Regions from separate parts of the Homo sapiens genome. Here regions 1 and 3 are each linked to region 2. A link is an interaction called in ENCODE POLR2A ChIA-PET data of the cell type or tissue named here. Cell type or tissue: PC-3. All regions are shown on one strand. Links, peaks and the distances in the headings refer to the core of each region. The heading gives the core; the rest is flanking DNA. Region 1 overlaps ABLIM3 (actin binding LIM protein family member 3). Region 2 overlaps SH3TC2 (SH3 domain and tetratricopeptide repeats 2). Region 3 overlaps FBXO38 (F-box protein 38).

Region 1 (7,182 bases), core at 1,278-6,277, 110 kb after region 2:
ACCAAAAGCTAAAATTACACAGCTTCTGCAAGAAAATGTAGGAGAATATCTTACAACCTCAAGGGAGGCAATGACTTCCCAGAACACTAAAATTTGTAAAAATGGGCAAGAATTCTAACAGACACATCACATGTACAAATGGTTAATAAGCACATAAAAAGGAGCTTAACATCATTAGTCATGTTAAATGCAAATTAAAACCACCTTTTTACAGCCTCCCAAATGGCTAAAATTCTGGTGAAAATGTAAAATGGCACAACAACTATGGAAAACTGATACAGTTTTATAAAAATTCAACATACACCTACCTATGATCCAGCAATGCCTCTCCTAGATATTTCCCTGTGAACGATAAAAACATATATCTGCAAAAAGATTTATGCAAGAATGTTGCTGTCAGCTTGATTCAAAATAATCCAAAGCTGGAAACAACCCAAATGTTTATATATAGACAAATGGATAAACAATCTGTGATTATATTTACACAATGGCATACTATTCAGCAATAAAAAGGAACAAACTATTGACACATGCCAAAACATGAATGAATCTCAGAAACATGCTGAGTAAAAGAAATCACACATAAATGAGGGCATACTGTATGATTCCATTTATATGGAATTCAAGAAGGCAAAACTAATCTATGTGGACAGAAATTATAACAGAGTTTGCCTTTGACTGGGGGAGGGGTGATTGATTGCAAAAGGTTGCAGCAAATTATCTAGAGTGATAGAAATATACCTTATCTTGATTAAACTGTTGTGGGCTATACATTTGTCAAAACTTATTGTATTTAAAATCTATATGTTTCATTAATTGCAAATCATGCCCAATTTAAACATATATGCGTGTATCCCCTTAAACAGAGTATGTGTGTATATACCTATTCCCTTAGATAGAATAGGCTTGCAAACAGAAGAACTAACTTGAGATCTCAGCTCTCCTGCTAACTCTGTGACCTCTGAGGCCAGTATCCTTATCAGTTCTATGGCTCCATCCTATCAGCCTTGCTTACCTCAAAGAGCTGTTTCAACTATGTAACACCTGTAAAAATTTTTGGTAAACCTTTAAGCGTCGTACAGCTCAAGAACCTCCTCTCCAACTTATTTTGTGCAAGCATCTCCCTGGCCCTGATGTTCTAGCTGCACTGGCCTCCCTAAACTCACCATGTGCTTTCTAGCCTCTGGACCCTTCCTTGCAAATGCTGTTTCTCCATCTCATTTGTACTTATCCCTGGTTTTCCACAAACAGCCCTCTCCCATCCTTGTAGTCTCAGCTGAAATGTTTTACCTTTAGATTACCTGTCCCCACCCCTTATTTATTTCCTTCATTCTACTTGTCACACTTTGTAAATATCTGTTTACTTGTCACAGACCCTTCCCACAGAATGATAAACTCCCAAAGCATAGCAAACATTAGCAAACAAGACTGTTTTATTCACTGGAGTATCCCCAGTTCTTAGCACATAGAAATTACCCAGTAAGGCTAGGAACAGTGGCTCACACTTGTAATCTCAGCACTTTGGAAGGCCAACGTGGGTGGATCGCTTGAGGTCAGGAGTTCGAGACCAGCCTGGCCAACATGGTAAAACCCCGTCTCTACTAAAAAAAATTACAAAAATTAGCCAGGCATGTTGGTGCACGCCTGTAATCACAGCTACTCAAGAGGCTGACACAGGGAATCACTTAAACTGGGGAGGTGGAGGTTGCACTGAGCCAAGATTGCACATCTGCACTCTAGTCTGGGCGACAGAGTGAGTGAGACTCCGTCTCAAAAAAAAAAAAAAAGAAGGAAATTACTCAGTAAATATTGATGAATAAATAATTGTGCCAACAAACATGAACTTTGGTTTATAAACTTTGTAACCTACTTGTGCTGATTTGGGACTTTCTGCTTGGAGCCAGGTCTTCCCTAGGGCATGGTGGGTGCCAAAAAATGACCCCAGGTTAAAGTTGGTGTCACTGTAGTGTGCTCACTCAGGAAAAGCTTTTTGTGTCAAGGGACTCAGGAAAGGCTTAGGACATCCTGTGCTTTGGAAGACAGAGACACTTTCTAGTTATGGCTATACTTGATGGCCCATCTGTTGGGCTGTAAGCTGGGGGTTCTGTGTGCACCTCCAGGCTGGGAAGAATCTGAAGTACACACAGGCTAACTGTCTAACATGGGGGAATTGTCCTCCATCTCCAGGGCCCTCCTCATCCCAGGCCCAGCAGTGGGCCCAAGAGCGAGTAGAATGAATGCCCGTGTTCATATCATCTTATTCAGCTCCTTTCCCATCTCTCGGCCAGCCATGGGGCTTCTTAGCCCTAATCCCCTCCCTCTATCTCTTCCCAATAATCAGACCACCTTCTTTCTTGGGTTTTCCGGGTGTGGATGTGGCTGCCCTCACCCAGGCCATTTCTGTCCTTTGAGTTAGTCCCAGGTCCGGAGCCTGTCCTCTAGCCCAGGGCACCTGGGCATCACCCACAGCTCATCTGCCCGCGGGAGCTCTCTGAAACCTTCTGTTTACAGTGGAAAGTGTTTGCTGACCTGGATTGTTTTGGGTCTGTGACATCAGTGCTATGGGAAATGCTCCTTAGCCAGTAGCAAAGTCCACTTGAGGGTACACACTTAGAGAATGATCCGGGAAAGACTTAGGGACTCCGAGCTAGGTGAGAAGTCCACCCTTCCCTCCACCTACTTCCTCCATGGCCAAAATTCTGCCTTCCCTCTCTGCCTGGCTGTCTCTCTTGAAATCTGTATTCTTTTCAGCAGATAATGTCAATAAGCCCTTTATGTGAGTAGGATTTGGAGCTTCTCTGTTTCTCATCTGAAAATCTGCCCTGTGCCAGTGAGTTTGGGCCTCTGGCCCACACGTTAATTATTGTACCAGGATTCCTGGAGTCGACTGGGGACAGAGTGCCTCTTTGGTTAGAAGAGGGGTATTCTGGCAGTATTTCTTTTTTGAGGCATTAATCTAGCTTAGAGAGGCTGAGCAAGTGAAAATCGTTGTGTGTTCCTTTGATATTTTTTCCTTTCCTGTTTGAATGCCACACTTAGCTGGGGTTTGGGAATCAAATGTTAATGAATCTCTTGGGGTTTCTTGAATTTAATTGTAATAGTCATTTTTTCTGCCATTAGTACCAAGGAAAAAAGCCAATATTTTAGGGCACAGAATGGTAGAAAGGGGTCTACTTTGTGTGTGTGTGTGTATGCGTGGGCTGTGTGTGTGTGTGTATGTGTATGTGTGTGTGTGTGCGCCTATAGAGAAAAGAAAGCTTACTGAACTAGGAGTCAGAACACCTGTGTTGAAGTTTGGGCACATTCCCCAATTCCCCAAGCCTCAGTTTGCTCATCTATAAAATAGCCGGAGTGATCCTTGCCTCACCTGATTCGTGGTTGGTGATGATCAAATGAGGCAATGAATGAGAAAGCCTTTGCGTTAGCCTCTGTTTTGCTGGTTATTAAACAGATGCCTTCCTCCCTTGACTGTTCTTTGAGAATAAAGCCAGAAAAGATTTGAATTGCTTTTTTTATTACTTTTGGTTGCTGGCTGTGTTTCTTTCAATCATTAAAATTTAATACAACTCGACACAGAAATTGAGCACAAGACAAACACAGCTTTATTGGGGTTATAGGTAAATGGGGCAAGGTAAAAAGACTCAGTTCATTGTGGGTCTAGTGTCCTCATATACAATTGTCTTAATTTCAAAATATTTCATCCCACTGTTAGGCCATGCATCCCTTCATGTGTTTCAGTATCTCATTCCAAAAGCATAGTCTCTACAACTAAATGATGATCAAAAGAGACACAGAATAGTGACCATAGGATAGAGGCTTTGCTTCTTCTCTTTGTGTCTGGAAGGGCGTGAGCAATCCAGACCAGAAAGAAAGAAACCTTTCATCATGCCCGTCAGAGCAGGTGACTCATTTTGGCCGACAGACCCACAATTTCACCTTTCAGTTCCTTTTACAACTCCCAGATGAATGGTGCTGTCACCAGGATTCATCAGTATCTAGATTGGGAAGAACATCCTGTGTGCCCCTCCGTAGGCCTCATTTTTTTGCCAGTCCCCTCACTCAATGCTTTTGACACTTTTCAGCTGCTGCTTAGACAGTTTCTCCTGATGGCTAACCTGACCAGGGCAGTGGGGCATGAGCAGGCAGGACTTCTCCCTGCTGAAAGCCACCTGCCTCAAAATGTGTTTTCTAGGACGCGTAACCCAGCTGAACAGGAAGCATCTCTGGCGTGTCTGTTTTGGAGTGGGAATCTCCCAGTGTGGAGAGGGAGCAGGATGCATTGGAAAAGAAAGGAGGCCAGTGAGGCTGCTTTCTCCTGCCGGAGGGGAGCAGGGTCTGCGACAGGCTGGGCAGGCCAACAGGGGCCAGAACACACAGGGCCTTGTGGACCATGGCCAGGAGTCTGGCTTTATCCCAAGGGTGGAGTGAAGTCATTGAATGGTTTTAAGTTGCCACTGGAGGTGGTGGGAGTCCGGGTTAAGCATCATCAGATTGCATTTTGAATGTATCCCCCTGGCTACTGTGTGTAGAATGAGTGAGGAAAGGAGACCACTCCTTACAACATGTTGGGATCCTCTAAGCAGCAGATGATGGGGCTGGGACTTGGGAAGATAGGGCAGGGCACCTTCTACTCCAGGGCCATTGCATGGTCCTGATTCCCTGACAGCTTTTATATCCTTTATGCTATTTAAAATAATTATTTACAGTCTATCTTAGTTAGCTAGAGCTGCATAACAAAATACCACACACGGGGTGGCTTAAACAATAGGAATTTATTTTCTCACAGTTCTGGGTTCTAGAAGTCCAAGATCAAGGTATGGGCAAGGTTGGTTTCTTCTGAGTCCTCTCTCCTTGGCACATAGGTGGGCATCTTCCCCCTGTGAGTTCCCGTGGCTGTCCCTCTGTGCTTGCCTGTGTCCCATCCCCTCTTATAAGGACACCAGTCATATTGGATTAGAGCCTATCCTAATGACCTCAGTTTGACTTAATTTTCTCTTTAAAAACCCTATTGCCAAATAAAGTCATATTCTGAGGTACTGAGGGTAGGGACTTCATCATGTGAATTTGGGGGGTGAGAGAGACAGGGACAGGAGGACCCAATTCAGCCAACATGGAGTCCCTCCTCACATTTTCTCTTCCCCTAATTTCAAGTCTGTGCTTATCCATCACTGTCTGGAGGTGTCTCTGCTTCCTTTGTTGCTGCTTTTAGGGAAGATGGTTTTTCCCCAGGTGAGCCCTTCTTGTTGGTCACACAACAAGTCAACATTTTGTATTTCCAACATACTTTTTTATTGGATTTCCTATAAAGGGTATTTAGATAGTCTTTAATATTTCTATTATTTTTTATTGCCCACCCCCCTAAAGCATGGTAACCATGTTATATGTAGTAAAAGTTGCATAACCATTTGACGGGTTTCATTTGGGTTTTGTTCTTCCACCAGAATGGTGGGCCTGACTGTGTTGTGATTTCCATTACAGCGTTGTTTAGCCACAGAAATCTCCTGTGCTGGTTGTTTCGTGGGAACGAGTGTGTTGCATTTGCCTTCCTTGCGGGCTCAAGAATACCTGTTGTGAGAAACAGCTGTCACATTTATGCTGACCAAAAACTTAACTCCTCAGCTCACCCCATAGGTGTGTCCAAATGTTTGTTGAGTGCCCACAAGAATACTCCAGGGTACAGAGAACTGAGTAGCATCCCTCCTCAAGTAATTTGAAGTCTGATAAAGATATAAAACAAATGAAAAAGTAGGTACATTATAGGTAAACTATGCTGTAGGTCAGTGGTTCTCAAAATATAGTCTCCAGACCCACAGGATGAACATCATCTAGGAACTTGCTGGAAATGCACAGTTTCAGTCCTTACCCTGGACCCCCTGAGTCAAAAACCCTGGGTCATGTGTTATAACAAGACATCCAAGGATTCTGATGCATACTCGTTTGAGAATGCATCAGGATTGAGAATGCATCCGTTTGAGAACCACTGCTTACCCATAAGAAGCGCATGACATGAGATTTTTAAAGAAAGCTCATATTTGGAGAGGGAGGAGGGGAGAAGCAGGAAGTATTTCTAGAAGTATGTTGCATATGAGATAGGCCTTGAGGAGTGGGTAGGATTTTTATATTTATATGTAGATGATCATATTTACTGTAATTGCCATCTGTATGTTTATGTATTTCTTTTACAAAAGTAATTAACAGCCTGGACTCTAACTTGAAAGATCTGCTAGCTGTCCCTTTCTTGCATTTTAACTGGCTCACTGTGAATCGAGGCTTCCATCAACATATGCTCAGTTGTAGAACTGGTAATTATGGTTGGAGGCTTTTTGTTGGAGGACACATTTCATTCCAAACATAGTTTCTGAACATAGCTTGAATTGAAAGTAGAGATTCTACCTCTATATACTTAAGACAAAATCAATTCAAAGCATCCTTGAATCTCACAGTGGGAAGGGGCCTTCAAGGTCATCTAGTCTAATAACCCAGGCAAATAACCTCTGAGCAGGCTTTGTAAAATAGGTATAATCAGTTCTTCTCTAGCCCACTGAATGATTCTGTATACTTCTCTAGCCCATTGAATGATTCTGTAGCAAGAGTGGATAAACTATGGCTCAAGGGTCAATTCTGACACACTACCTGTCTTTGTATATAAATTTTTATTGGAACACATTTTTGGGAATACATTTATGCATTGAATTGAATACATTTATGTATACATTTTATTGGAATACATTTATGTATTGTTTTTGGTTGTTCTTGCACTATAATAGTGCAAACCTTTAATCTCCTCTTTAAGACTTTGTATTAGTAAGAACTCTTAGAGTACAAGTAACCAAAACCCAGTTCCAACTAGCTCAAGTGAAACAGGAATCTATTGGCTCCTAAGCCTTTGAAGTCAAAAGAAGATCTCCCTGAAGTAGCTGTTCACTTGATATCATGCATGTGGTTCCAAATGGATTGTCTTTTGTATGTACGCTGCCCTAGTCATGTCTACTGCACCTCCTGGAAAGACCTTTCTCCCTGCTCACTCATTCTGATTACTTCTCCTCCCTTCACTACTCATGTTTATTTCATTCCATTCCATCCACTCCTCTAAGTGCAGATCTTTCTTCTGCTGTGGTGGCATCAGCAGCTGTCCTGTGAACACTAGGCTGAGAGTCACAAGTACCGGGTGCTAGTCCTGAC
Region 2 (7,182 bases), core at 1,098-6,097:
CCATCCAGGCCTCCATCTGGTAGCCTCATGGCATGCTGAGCTCTAGGAGGAGGCACAGTGCAAAGATGAAGCCCAGGGAGGGGTCACGCAGTCTCCAGCTCAAGACTTGGCTCTGCCCCTCAATAAATGTGCCACCCTAAACAATTAATCACCTCTCTATGCATGGCTTTTCCCTTTAGCAAAATGACTTTTATAGTACCTATCCCACAGGGGTTTTAAGATGTTTACTAGACTGGGCGCAGTGGCTCATGCCTGTAATCCTAGCGGTTTGGGAGGTCAAGGGAGGAGGAGCACTTAAGCTCAGGAGTTCAAGACCAGCCTGGGCAACATGCCAAAACCCTGTCTTCTGACAAAAAAGAAAAAAAAATTAGCCAGACATGGTGGCCTGGGCATGGTGGTGCATGCCTGTAGCCCAGTTACTCAGAGGCTGAGATAGGAGGATGGCTTGAGCACAGGAGGCTGAGGTCACAGTGAGTCAACATCACACCACTGCACTCCAGCCTGGGCAACGGAGCAAGACCCTGTCTCAAGGAAAAAAAAAAAAGCTTCCTAAATAACATCGTGGATATAAAACTTTTTACTCAGTGCCTGGTATGTATCAAAGATTCAGTAAACACATTAAGCATTAGCTGTTCCCCTCCTCACCTCCCCACTACCAGCAAGTACTGCTCATGGCTGGCTGCCCTCAGGTGATCATGACTATTAACCTTGGCAATAACTGATTCTATGATTCCTTTCTACCAAACCCATCTCATCCATCCTTCCAACATCTGATCCAAAATCCCCCATTCGTAGCCCCTGCTGACTGACAAACAGGGCATTTGGTGTGAATCTCCTTACCATGCACATGAATCTATGTATATGGAACTCAAAAGACCTGGACTTAAATAAGCAGACTGCTCTTGAGATCTCAACCGTGAGAACTGATACTTAGAGCAGAACCCCTGTGCCCACAGTGGGATCCTACAGTACCCTCTGCATCACTAGAGCAGGGAAGAAGTCAAGCTCAATATCATTTTCATGAAGTGTATTGTGTCACAGATTAATCCTTCTCAAAGTCAGTTCTGTAATTGTGATAATATGTCTGACTGATTCTGTCTGCAACTGTACTCATTAAGGAGAGGTTGGCAGCTACAGCCATCTCCCCTTCTCACTCCATGACCTTCCTGGAAACAGCATCAGGGTGGAAAATGCTGAAAGATGGACAAGTTCAGCCCGAGGTCAGTTCAGTTTCACCTACAGATACCCTTTGTTCACTGGCCTTCATGCATTGATAAGGCAAAATGCTGACTCTACTGCATTCATGAAACAACAGATGGTAATTCAGGTTTTTTCAGGGGTGGTCCAAGCTGACAGACAGATAAGCAGATTGACACAATATCAAGAAACAAAGGGCAAAGTTTTTCTCATTGTCAACCAAGAAGTTTGACAGAATTTGAAATTGGGCTTATGGCTATACCACCCTGAACATGCCCGATCTCATCTGAAATTGGGAAAAGAAAGAACCTGGTATGACATGTATACAATATCTATTTACGTAGTCTAGATCCTTTAAATATTTATAATCTTTTTCACAAGTCTATATTTTGTATTACAGGGAGAGCTATATTTTTGGAGGGTGAAGGAGCATTGTAGTTTTGAACAAGGCCCTTCCTCATCACGTGTTAACTGTGTCGTGGTGAAGTCGTTTCCCTCGCTGACATTCTGTTTCTCATCAGCTAAATGGAGATTTGGGTGCTTCCACCTAGCGATGGGCAAGCAAAAATGAGAAAAACATGTGAGGATCATTTGGCACACAAATTGCCCTCTAAAATGGTCCCATCTACCGTACAACAGAAATCAAGTCTTCTACAGGTTTGTCCTCAGAGTTTCTGTTACAGAGTTCTGCCCAGGTGCACCTTTCCTCTGATAACAATTTTCTCTTTGCGGGCTTCATCGATGTCTTTTAAAAAGGATTTTGTGAGAGATGTGTATTAAGAATAAGATTTGTTTCACATTAATTTCAAAACTTTTTCTGCTTCTGAAAGATTCGTACAGATGCCCTTCTGCTCAAGCCAATCTCACTTCACATATTCATTTAGTTATTCACTTATTTAACAAATATTTACGCAGAACCTACTACATATAAAGTACTATGTTGGGTATCATATAGTATGTAAAAGTGACCTCCACATATTCATTCAACCATTCATGTATTCATTTATTTATTTATTTTGAGGCAGGGTCTCACTCTGTTACCCAGGCTGGAGTGCAATGGTGCAATTACAGCTTACTGCAGCCTCGACGTCCCAGGCTCAGGCAGTCCTCCCATCTCAACCTCTCAAGTAGCTGGGACTGCAAGCATATGCCACTGTGTCTGACTAATTTTTTGATTTTTTGTTTAGGGATCAGGTCTCACTCTGTTGCCCAGGCTGGGCCCCAACTCCTGGGCTCAAGTGATCCTCCCATCTCAGCTTCCCAAAGTGCTGGGATTACAGGTGAGAGCCATCACGTGCAGCCCATGTATTTATTCATCAAAGATTTTCTGAGCAGCAACAACGTATGAACAACTCTTTGAGGTACCATGTTGAATATAAATATTTTTAATTACCCCATCTCTCAACACCTTCAAATCTAATTTATGATATACTTTCTTCAACAAAGCAAATAAGTATGGAGCTCCTAATAAGTGCCAGATTGTGAAGAGCTTTGAGTGACAGCTTGAGAAAGTTAAAATTAATTTTGTAGGCAGTGGAGTGCAACAGAAGATTTGTGAGCAAGCAAATAGCATAGTCAAAATCTTTTCATCAAGAGGGAAAGAGGGAGGGGCTCTTTAGATGGGAAAGATAAAGAGGTTATCGCAATACTCAACATGGAAGAATAGGGCTTGTCTTTGGCATTTGGATACCTGGATTAATGTTCTGTGGCAGAAAACATTTTTCCTTGTATTCAGATGAGGCTATACACTCACTCGATACAGTTGGATCCTTGGAAGGAGTTTCTTTACCTGGAGAAGATGAAATAAAAGGTCATCTTAAGAGTGTAAGGAAGTTGAAAGCAAGTTATAAGCAAGGCTGTAGTTTTGGTCAAGTGACAAATTTTTTCCAGGATTAGTGGCATGGAAGAATTCTAATTGTTATCACCATTGCCTTGTAATTATCTAAGCTGTTATCAAAGAACTGTCATACATGCCATCTCAATCCAGCAGCAGCCTGGGTATGCCCATCTTATTAAAAAGCAGATCCCCATTCACATATCGAACTACGTCTCATGGCTTAGAACACTGAAGGTGCTCAATATACATTGAGCCTACACAGGTCATCACAGATCTGACTACAGCAAGGCTTAAGGTTCAATAGGGGCAGATAATGGAAGGGCTGGAGTGGAGACAGACATTGGCATCATTAGGGAGACAATTGGGGTGTGGTTATAATGGCCCTGAAATGTATAATTGTCCCCAGCTGTCCTGTCTGCCCCTTAAATAGGGTCCTGTCAGGCCTGTCTTTCTTCCCAACTCTGAAAAGTTACTGTCTTCACAACGGTAGAAGTGGAGTAAAAAGAAGAAGAAAGAAGATCAAGACACAGGCTAGGGCTGGGGAGGAGGAAACTTTGATAGCAGAAAGTTGAAAAGAAAGAAGATGGTGCACCTATAAAGCATAATGAAGTAGTTACAGAAGGAAATGTCAAAAACATTGCTGTAGAACATGGGTCTCCTTTATGGCATCCCCAAAACACAACAAGGAAACTCAAGTCCTTCACACATTAATTTTAGTTGATGGATTCTGTCCTTTTTTCCATAAAACTGTTCAAGAACTGTACCATGGAGTCAGAATGTGATAAGTATTACCTGGTCCTGAAAAGCAGAGTTAGGGAACCTTGGCTCAACCACTATTTGTGAGTCACTCCTTTAATGTGCTTATAAAATTGTGCATCAGAGCCAAAGAGGCCTACCAAGTTTTGCATACTGGATCTGTGCCTCTAATGATACAGCTCAAGAATGCAACAGGGGTGGAGCAGTCACACTCACTTCTGGTTAATGTTGAACCTAAATTCTCATATTGCTGCTAATAGCCTGTGTCTCCACTCTGTGCCTATGGAGGGGGATTTTGACACCCAAGTTGAGGACCTTCCATTTATTCGCAGTGGGAGCAGTTAGCACTGTTTTGGGTGATGTACATGAAGAATGAAGTGGATTTCAGCTGGAATAGGCAGAAGCAGGGGCCTGTCAGCTCTTCATCCAGTAAATCTTGTTAGCTGTTCAGTGCTGAAAGCTAAGCAGCTTAGCTGGAAACCTGGCAGCAATGAGCTATATAGTTGAACAGGATCATTTTTCAGTTCTGCCCCGAGGAACCAAAAGCAACTGCAGCAAAAAGGCACTGGCTTGGGAATAATGAGAAATGAGAATGAGCACAAATCAAATCTTCCCATACATGAGTTCAATGACCTTGGGCAAGACACTTCACCTGTCCACTTTGTGAGTTTTCACTTTCCCCACTTATAAATGAAGGACTGATCTAAATTAGTGCCTTTGAACCCCAGCTGCCTATTTGAATCATCTAGGTTGCCTTTTAAAAATATTGCTTCATCCCAGCTAAAAAAAAAATTAAAACAATTGGACTCATGAAGATAAAGAGTAGAATGATGGTTACTAGAGGCAGAGAAGGGTGTGTGCGCTAGGGAGAAGTAGGGATGTTAATGGGTACAAAAATGCAGCTAGATAGAATAAATAAGATCTAATGTTTGATAATACAATGGGGTGACTGTAGTCAACAATAATTTATTGTACATTTAAAAATAACTAAAAGAGTATAATTGGATTGCTTGCAACAAAAAGAAAAGATAAATGTTTGAGGCGATGTGATTTACCCTGATGTGATTATTACCCATTGTATACACCTATATCAAAATATCTCATGTATTCCATAAATATATACACCTAATATGTACCCACAAAAATTAAAAATAATAAAGGAATAAAAAGAAAAAATATTGCTTCATCCTTAGAGATTCAGATTTTTGTGGTCCATAGTACAGCCATAGATTTTTTTTAATAATAAGTTCTTCAAATGATTCTAATTTGAGCCAGTGTTGAGAACCATATGTCTAGATTGGTGCTTTTGAAACTTTATTTTACCTATGAATCACCTATGGATATTGATAAAATGCTGATTCTGCTTCAGTATTTGAAAGCTGAGGTTCTGCATTTCTGATGTTTTCACAGGTGATGCTCCTCCTGCTGCTCCCAGGACCACACTTGGAGTAGCAGCCTGCTTCCCTGGGACAAAGTTTGACCGTAGACTACAGCAAACCCACAAACATCTTCTTTATTTTTTTCTGGCCCACACAGTGAATTTTTAGTTTGAACTGCTTGACATCATTTAGAAATTGAAATGTTTCACATAACCCAGATGCTTGAGTTTGTTTTGAAACATGGAAGATCTGTAGCCCAGGAGCCTCATTGTCATATGGCAACAGTCAGCTGGGGCCAAGTGGTTGCTGTCGCTCTGCAGGGCATTTGTTCTCCAGCCACCATGGTGCCCACCCTATTCCATCACTCATTTACACCTGACCCTGGCAAGTTTGTGAGTGTATCCCTGCTGTAGAATTCTCCAAGAAAATACAATAGCCTGACAATGAGGGCTTGTGAGGTGAGCCCACCTTGAAGAAGGGAAGTCAAGGATGGGGACCCTGGCTTGGGGAAAGGGTGCACAGCTTTTTAAGGATTTGTGAGGCTTAGGGCAGAAAATTGCAAGGTTTTGCAAAATGTGATATGTGAACTGTCTGTATCAGAATTTTTTAGATAATTGTTTTTAAAAAGATATCTATGCAAAAAAAAACTTATAGAAAATATAGAAGAATATCTGCATGACTTGATGTTGACAGTGATTTCCTAAACAGGATGGAAAAAGTGCTACCCTCAAAAGGAATAATGGATAAATAGTAATACATTAAAATTAGAAACTTCTATTAATCAAAAGATGCAATTAAGAGACTGAAAAGCAAGTGACAGAGTACAAGAAAATATTGATCATACGTATGTATAGTTATCAAATAATTCAAACATAGAATATATAAGGAATGCCAAAAATCTTTGAGAAATAGGTAGCCAGCCCACCAGAAAAATGGGCAAAAGGCTTGAATAAACTTTTCACCAATGACAATATTCAAACAGCTAATAAATATATGAAAATTGTTTCACCTCATCAGGGAAATGAAAATTAAAACCACAATGGAACACAACTACACAGACTGGCTAAAATGAAAAAAAAAAGACAGATAAAGCCAAGTGTTTGTGAGGATATAGAGCAAGTAGAATACCTAGAATATACTGCAACTAGAATATACTGCAAGTGTGAAGATAAACTGAAGTTCTATCCTTGGAAAGCTGACAGTGTCAATTCAAGCTGAAAATATGCATGCACTAAGACCAAAAGACATCCACTAAAATATTCAGAACAGCACTATTTATAAGAACCCAAACTTGGCTACAATTCAAATGTCAATTTACACTAGAATGGACAAGTAAATGATGTATATATAATATATAATTAAATCTTAACACAGCAAACCGGGCATGGTGGCACATGCCTGCAATCTCAGCTATTTGGGAGGCCGAGTCTAGAGGATCGTTTCAGCCCAGGAGTTCAAGCCCAGCCTGGACAACATAGCAAGACCCATCCCCCAAAAATTAAATAAATAAATAAATCCAATACAACAATGAGAATGAATGAATTGCCACTGTATAAAACAATATCGATGAGTATATTCACTTGTGAAAAGTCACCACACTGTACACATGATTTCATGCACAATTCTATATAAATGGTAAATTTTTTTTAATCCTCTTAAAGCCTTTACTGACCTCAACATTCTTTTTTTTTTAACTTTTATTTTAGGTTTCGGGGTACATGTGAAGGTTTGGTTCTTAGGTAAACTTATATCATGGAGGTTTGTTATACAGATTATTTCATCAGCCAGGTATGAAGCTCAGTACCCAATAGTGATCTTTTCTGCTTCTCTCCCTCCTCCCAACCTCCACCCTCAAGTAGATCCCAGTGTCTGTTGTTTTCCTCTTTGTGTTTATAAGTTCTTATCATTTAGCTCCCACTTATAAGTGAGAACATGTGGCATTTTGTTTTCTGTTCCTGCATTAGTTTGCTAAGAATAATGGCCTCCAGCTCCATCCATGTCTCATGAAAGACA
Region 3 (7,182 bases), core at 1,366-6,365, 640 kb before region 2:
GGAGAAATGATAAGAGGCAAGGGATGAGGTGTGATTCTTAGTGACATGATCTAGAATAAAGGATCCTCCTTTACTTATTCCCAAACCCCTAGTTTGTGACCAGAGAGTAGGCACTAAAGCCCAGTGGCATGTGTTTGAGTTAGAAGTGCACTTTTAGGGTATAGATAGATGTTACTAACCAGTGCCATGGGTTCTAACAATGAATCTTAAATTCTCAGAGTTTACCTTTCTCTACACATGTCCACACTGGGCTCCAAGAACATCATTTTATTGTAAGGGAGTTGAGTTTTTAAGATTTTGTTTTCCTTTTAAATGATAAAGCTAAAACTTTACCATGGTATGAACCAGTATGATAGATCCTTCACTTATGCTTTAAGAATTTTTGCCTTTTCTCTTCTCTAAACAATTGGAAATAATTTTTCCTACTAGCTGTCCCTTGACTTTTAATATAATTTATTATTTTGTACAAGAAGTGCTACCATATGTACGGAATACCTAACCTAAAATTATACCTGAACCCAATGATAAGCAGATGATACAGAATGATGGTAGAGACTTTTTATACTGACTGGTAAGATACAAAGTTGGTAACACTCCCTAACACTTAAGAATTTGACTTTTTTTTTTTTTAATTGATTGCTCTTTTTAGGCAGAATGGCTAATGCGGATCTGGTGAAGTATGGTTTGGCTGATGTGGTAGAAAATCCTGGTATCATCACTGATATAGGGATGAAAGCAGTCAATGAAGTTTTTTCCTGTATCAAATATCTGGCAATTTACAATTGCCCTCATCTACACAACCCATACAATTGGATCTCAGGTATTACAGACTTAAAAATACAGCTATGTTTTATTGATACTGAAATAATACAACTTTCCATGTTTTCTATGTGTGATATGATTGCATTCCTAATGTAAAATGTAGGTATTTCATTTGGATTGTTCATACAAGTTCTGGTAACCTTTGATAACCAAGTTGGAAGTATATTCAATGCCTCTTTAAACTTCTGACGTTCTCTGCCTAGAAGTGTATACTCTCCAGGTTGTGGATTCAAGTGCCCTGATTTTTATATGTACTTCTTTGGGCTAGGAACATAAAATTAAGGTTAGTTCATTGTTACCTAGGACTTAGGATATTGTAGTTATTTTCTCAGAATTATCTTCACAATAGCACATCATCTGAAAGGACAAAGTAGGTATGTATGTTGAACTTTAATTAAGTGACATTAACCTGAGATAAAAATTTCTATTGACTAGAAATCCCAGTCTATTTCAGATCTCCCCCTCCAATCTCCTATATGTAGAAGTGTGACTTTTGCACTTGATATTTTTCCCTTATGGTGGGAGTTCATTTTCCTCTCAGAGTAATGTCATCTGTTTTCTTAAAGGCCCTTCTTAGATACCGAAATTTACAAACCATTAAATAAATTGAGAGCCTGAAAAAGTTGTACTTGTGACAAAGCCTCTCACTGACACCTACAGAACAGCCTCCTCTGCTATTGAGTCACTTGACCGGGATCTGTATCTCCTCACAAAGCTACTATCCAGGCCTATTTTAGGGCTCTGGGACCTCTGCTGAGATCACTCGTTAATATAGTCATGTCTCATGTGCCAGCAGCAGTTAAATTCTATCCCTGGCCCTGCTGAACCAAGAAGTTATTGGGAAATATGAACTTTAGGATGTAGCAGGCGTAGATGACTTTAAAAAAATAACATTTATTGGGTTTTTGGTTTGTTTGTTTTCTTAAATACAGAAGAGTATAAAGAAGAAAACAAAAAATGGCCTATAATCCCATCACTCAGAATTCCTGTTAACACTTAAAAAAATAAGTAATACATGCACTTGATAAATTTCAAACAGTACAGAAAGGTACAAAATGAAAACTCTCCTCTTCTCAAAGGTAACCATCATCAACAGTTTTTTGTATATTTTTCTGGACAAATTATGCATATTGCAGCATATATATGTGTAGCATTTAAAAATGATTTATATTATACCAAAGGATCTTACTCTGTATACACTGTCCTGTAGCTTGTTTTTTGTACTAAGTATAATTTGGAGAGTTTTCCATGTCAGCAAGCATATTAAGCTCTCCTTAATTCTTTTGAAATAGCTACATAATGTTCTATTAAATAAATATGCCATAATTTTTTAATTCAGTGTCCTATTGTTGAAAAGCCATGTAGGTTGTTGAGTGGATCACATTTAAATCAGGGCTGATTGGATTCAAATTAATGTTCCCCAGGCCATTTAGTTCTCACAATGGAATTAGGTATGTAAACATCATAATTTAGAATCATCGGGTTTTAGAAGTCATGAAAAAAAGGAAAAGTTATTTTAAAAAAAAGGATTTGAAAGTCTTTGTGACCTGTATCAAAATTCATCAGTAATGGGGAAAATGTTACTTAGATTTTCTCTGGTCATGTCATTTCTTTAACAGACCACTCAAGATGGACTCGATTGGTTGATATCAACCTAGTACGGTGCCATGCTTTGAAGCTGGACTCTTTTGGCCAGTTTATTGAATTATTACCCAGCCTAGAGTTTATTTCACTGGATCAGATGTTTCGTGAACCACCCAAGGTAAGATACATTTGAGGGAGTTTTTGTTTATTTTGATAGGAAAGAAAATAAAAACAGCCTGTGATTTTTTTTTTTTTTTCTTTTCAATGATATGCCTTTACGGTGTTACAGTCGGACTTTTTACTGCCAGCCTCAGTGAAGGCATAAAGGTTGTAATAATGCATAGCCTCTCATTCTTCTAAATGAGAATTAAGGGTTCTCTGGGGAAGGGTAAGGAAAAAATAAGTGGAAGCTGTCTGTTAGTATATAAACAAAAGGTAAGGTAAGGGTGAGGCTGGAAATTTAAGACAGAAATTATTACGTGGGATAATTCATTGGTGGATTAAATATAATTAGGTTGGTAGATTAAATCTAATTAGGAATCCAAAGTATAAACAAGAATTAAGGATTTATTTGGGGAATGTTTTACTTTGCTGCTATCTTTCTGTTAAGTTGTATAGCCTGGGAAATCTGAGGTAGCCCAGTTGTACAAAATGTTATTTTAAAACTGCTTAACATATAGAACTTTGTACTCTTAAGGCAATTAAAAACTTAATCCTTCAACCATTTATGTTCTCTCTTGTCAGTTATTAATGGTTACATTCCCACTGTTGAAGCAGTACAATATAATGGGGAAAGCTCAGGATTTAAGGTCAGAATCCTGGTTTCAAATTGCGGCTCTACCACTTACTGGCCATGTGCTGTTGGGCAGATCTCTTCTCCTTGCATGACTCCTCATCTGTAAATCAAGCCAGTAACCCTTTATCTATCTTGAAGTGTTGCAGGCCTTAAATGGGATTTTCTATGTGTATGTGAAAGCATTTCATAAATAAGTACTATATAAATATTAGTTATAATGTAAAGGTGAAATGAAGGGATATTAAAAATGAAGGGATATATACTAACCCAAATTAATAAACGTATGTGTTTTGGTTTTGCCTTAGGGTTGTGCTCGAGTTGGTCTGAGTGCAGGCACAGGAATTGGTGTTTCATCAGCTCTTGTTAGCAACCAGAACTCCAACAATGACGATAATAATGCCCAGAATAACAATGCCAACATCCACGACAACAATCACCATCATCCAGATGACTCAGACGAGGAGAATGACTTTCGGCAAGATCTGCAGCCAGGAGAGCAGCAGTTTGCAGCTGACGGTAACCCAGATCTTTTATGAGCTCCAGATAGAAATGATTTTCACTTTGTATTGTATTTCTGGCTTTATCCTGTTCCCTTTTTCCCCTGTTTCAACTTGTCACTTTCCACATTGAGGAAAGCTAGTTGATAAGGAACATGAGGGAGTAGGTGAAATTTTTCTCTTTTCTTGCTTGTTTCAAAACTGCTTTTATCCACAGACCCTATAAGAATACCTACAGAATGGGAAAGATTACAGATGCCAGGGGAATTAGGGTAGAGTGGTAACTCTTGAGGTCTGAGACTTAACTTTCAGGATTTAGACAAAGGAGTATCTTTTATTGTCTCCTAGACCAATGGATAGCATGAACATTAAGACCATTTCTGGATATTTGAAGAACTGAAAGATTAATACCAACCATGGGCTAGACATTGGCACCTTTCATGTACCTTTAATCATTAGGTCTTCACTTCCACCCTGCAGATTAAGTACATTAGCTAAGAAGGACCTATTCTATTTCATTTATGTAATTATCTGTCCAGTTCATTAATATATATTGAATACTTACGGTGTGCCAACCCATGTGTGAAGGTGCTCCATCCATCCTTCTGTTGATGAGTGAAGTGATGTGAGATTGTTTTGTTACCAAATTTTCCAGTTTCCCAGTTGACGCTTAGGAACTGGAAAAGGAATCTTTTCTAGCCATCCTTTTGTTGTTCCCCATTTGCCTACTCTTGCACACAGTAATTAATGAGAAATAGGGTGCCCTGATATGTACCTGCTTTTACAATGAAATGTACTGTGTACAGGGCATGATTTCCTTTAGGGGCACTCTGAGTATACAGTTCCTGACAAAAGAATCATCTGTAGGCAATGTCTTCACTTTCTCATCTCACTTGGTCCCTATAGAACTCTCCACTTTGGCTCTTGGCAAAGTCACTAGTGATTGTCTTACTGAATCTGGAGGTCATTTCGCCACTTTCATCTAATTTGACATCTCAGCAGCATTAGACATTGTTGCCTAGACTTGTACACTCTTGAGACACTTTATTCTCTTGGCATCTCTGAAACGATTTTGCTGGTTTTTCTCCTACCTCATTTTCCTTTGCTTGTAGCACCTCCTGTATTCCACTTTTGTCCATGATATCTTTCTCTACACATTTTCACTCAAGCTCAAGGTTTTAGTACCAACTATATGGTATTAAATCCAAATCTTTGTTTCCAGCCTTAACTTGTATACTTTTCTGAAGTAAATGCAGCTATATCTAGCTCTGTACTTTATGTCCATGGTATACTCTTAAGCATTTCAAACCTAGGTAAAATCTTTCCCCAACCAGTCTCCCTTAAAAATGCAAAAATGAAAGTGCAGAGCCAACAGGTGTTAAGGGAAAGAGAGGGCGAGACAGTCACGTATTGTCTCTTTGCTTTGTTGTCCTGAGTGCTATGGTACATAGTACAGGTTACTACCACTATAAAGATCTGCACTTCAGAGGACATGGACTGTACGTGGGAAACTTACAGCAGCTGCCATTCAGAACTACCCAAATCCTGTGAACTCATTTGTGGTTTGAGTTGACACACAGATTGTAGACTTCACTGGAAGATTACTTTGCCATGGACTTCTCAGTACAGTGGAGAATGCCTGCCATTGTGAAATCATATATTGTTGCAACAAGGACCAAAAAGATATTCAAGAACATGTTTGATTTAATTTGTATCTGTATTTGATTTAAGAGAGGAAAATGGAACTTACATCTTAATTTGATTTATAAATACGGTTTCAGAAGATGAGAGATTTGGCATAAAAACCAAATACACAAGACATAGGATAAGCTATTTTGATTTAAGAAGCCATAATTACTATGGAAGGATTCAGCTTCAGCAGTTACCTAGGACTGTTGTCAAGTATAGTATCTTCAAATACTGTTAAATGCTGAGAAGCAAAGAATAAATACATAATGTATAAAGCATAATTGTATAAAGCAATACGTAAATGCCAGAATTGAAGGATTAAACAGCTTCAACAAGAGGAAGCCTAAGAAAACCAGAGGCAATGGCTGCATTTGTAGAGAAATGAAGATTGGTAGAAAACATTAGATTCCACAGGTCACTCCCACATGGTAGTGTGTTTAGTTGTATCTGTTATTAAACATGTATACACACACACACAACACACACACACATATAAGTTAGATTTTTTTTTCCCGCAAACTAAGGAACTAGAAAAAGACTGATTTTTGGTTGAAACAAAGAAATACAGGGCTTCATAATAAAAGGGGTAATGGGGAATTATGTTAAACAGTTGACTAATATTGATGGTTCAAATCTTCAAGTGAAAATAATAATTTTAAAATTTCTTTGAAACTGGTATTAACATGTTGACTCTCCTTGATGTACAATTTGAAAACTTTTCACGTCTGGGCCAGGTGCAATGCACATGCCTGTAACCTCAGGAGGTTGAGGCGGGAGGATGGCTTGAGTGGGGAGTTTTCAAGGATGTAGTGAGTTATGATCACACCACTACGCTCCAGCCTGGGTGACAGAGGGAGACCCGGAGTCTTAAAAACAAATCTTTACATGCATGGGCCTTTACTTGGTTTTGGACCAGCCCCAGAATGAAGTAACACCAGTCTTTATTGCTGTATTGTATTTAACTTCTTCAGCTTGCATGAGGTAATTTACTGTAAAAGAGGGGCATTGTATAATTTTAAAAGCTATTTAATTTGTATAAATTAACTCCAACAAAACTATGATTTTTTGTTTCACAGTTACTATATTTATCAAAATTTTATAATTTGGCAGGATATTATCTTAAGTTTGTATTTTGAGAAGTCTTAGAACTTAGAGTACTTAATTGTGAGCTAGTTAGCTGAAAATATAACTTGATTACCTGAATTTTGCAACATTCTAAAATAAGAATAAATGATTACAGTTTTTTTGTGGGGTTTTTTTTTTTTTTTGAGACAGAGTCTCACTGTCACTCAGGCTGGAGGGTAGTGGCATGATCATAGCTCACTGTAGCCTCAAACTCCTGGGTTCAAGTGATCCTTCCACCTCAGCCTCCCGAGTAGCTGGGACTACAAACGCGTGACACCACTCTCAGCTGATTTTTCAAAAAATTTTGTGTAGAGATAGGGTCTTACTGTGTCGCCCAGTCTGGTCTCAAACTCTTGGCCTTAAGTGATCCTCATGCCTCAGCCTCCCAAAATGCTGTGATTACAGGCATGAGTCAGTCACTGTGCCCCACAATGTTGCTGTTTTTTTAACAATTTACATTTGCCTATAAGTGTCACAATTATGCTTCTGTAATTGCTAAAGCATAGTGTCTATTTTTATGTAACTACTTTCTAAGGAATTACAACTTTAAAGCATAGTTTTACCTGTACATCATTTAACTAATTTTCTATTTTGATTTAACATACATTCCAGTTACTTAATGCTTTTAAATACAGCGTCATTCCCTCATCCCTCCACCCCATTAGCCTG

The links. ChIA-PET counts read pairs that join two places held together with the same protein. Peaks named below come from ENCODE experiments on the same cell type or tissue, not always from the same donor. Only the 100,000 strongest peaks of a DNase experiment are listed, where the experiment ranks them.
Region 1: POLR2A ChIA-PET joins it to region 2 with 5 read pairs; 2 of 35 experiments call an interaction of 5 or more read pairs at or near these places.
Region 3: POLR2A ChIA-PET joins it to region 2 with 5 read pairs; 1 of 35 experiments calls an interaction of 5 or more read pairs at or near these places.

Annotation. Positions count from the first base shown.
Region 1 is chr5:149,158,690-149,165,871 of GRCh38, forward strand. All of the region lies in intron 2 of ABLIM3 (actin binding LIM protein family member 3), which reads left to right. Among named protein-coding and RNA genes, the nearest start is that of ABLIM3, 21 kb to the left of the region's middle. In PC-3, for the core only: no CTCF peak of the experiment used is centred there; a DNase peak (open chromatin) is centred at 3,912; H3K27ac peaks cover 2,219 bases.
Region 2 is chr5:149,049,255-149,056,436 of GRCh38, forward strand. It overlaps SH3TC2 (SH3 domain and tetratricopeptide repeats 2), which reads right to left. Exons shown (of 17, transcript NM_024577.4): 2 at 2,888-2,986. Among named protein-coding and RNA genes, the nearest start is that of MIR584, 9.6 kb to the right of the region's middle. In PC-3, for the core only: CTCF peaks have their summits at 4,136 and 4,347; a DNase peak (open chromatin) is centred at 3,927; H3K4me3 peaks cover 639 bases; H3K27ac peaks cover 1,358 bases.
Region 3 is chr5:148,413,487-148,420,668 of GRCh38, forward strand. It overlaps FBXO38 (F-box protein 38), which reads left to right. Exons shown (of 22, transcript NM_205836.3): 10 at 650-820; 11 at 2,442-2,584; 12 at 3,508-3,718. It also overlaps the pseudogene PRELID3BP9. Among named protein-coding and RNA genes, the nearest start is that of FBXO38, 33 kb to the left of the region's middle. In PC-3, for the core only: no CTCF peak of the experiment used is centred there; a DNase peak (open chromatin) is centred at 3,645; H3K27ac peaks cover 1,136 bases.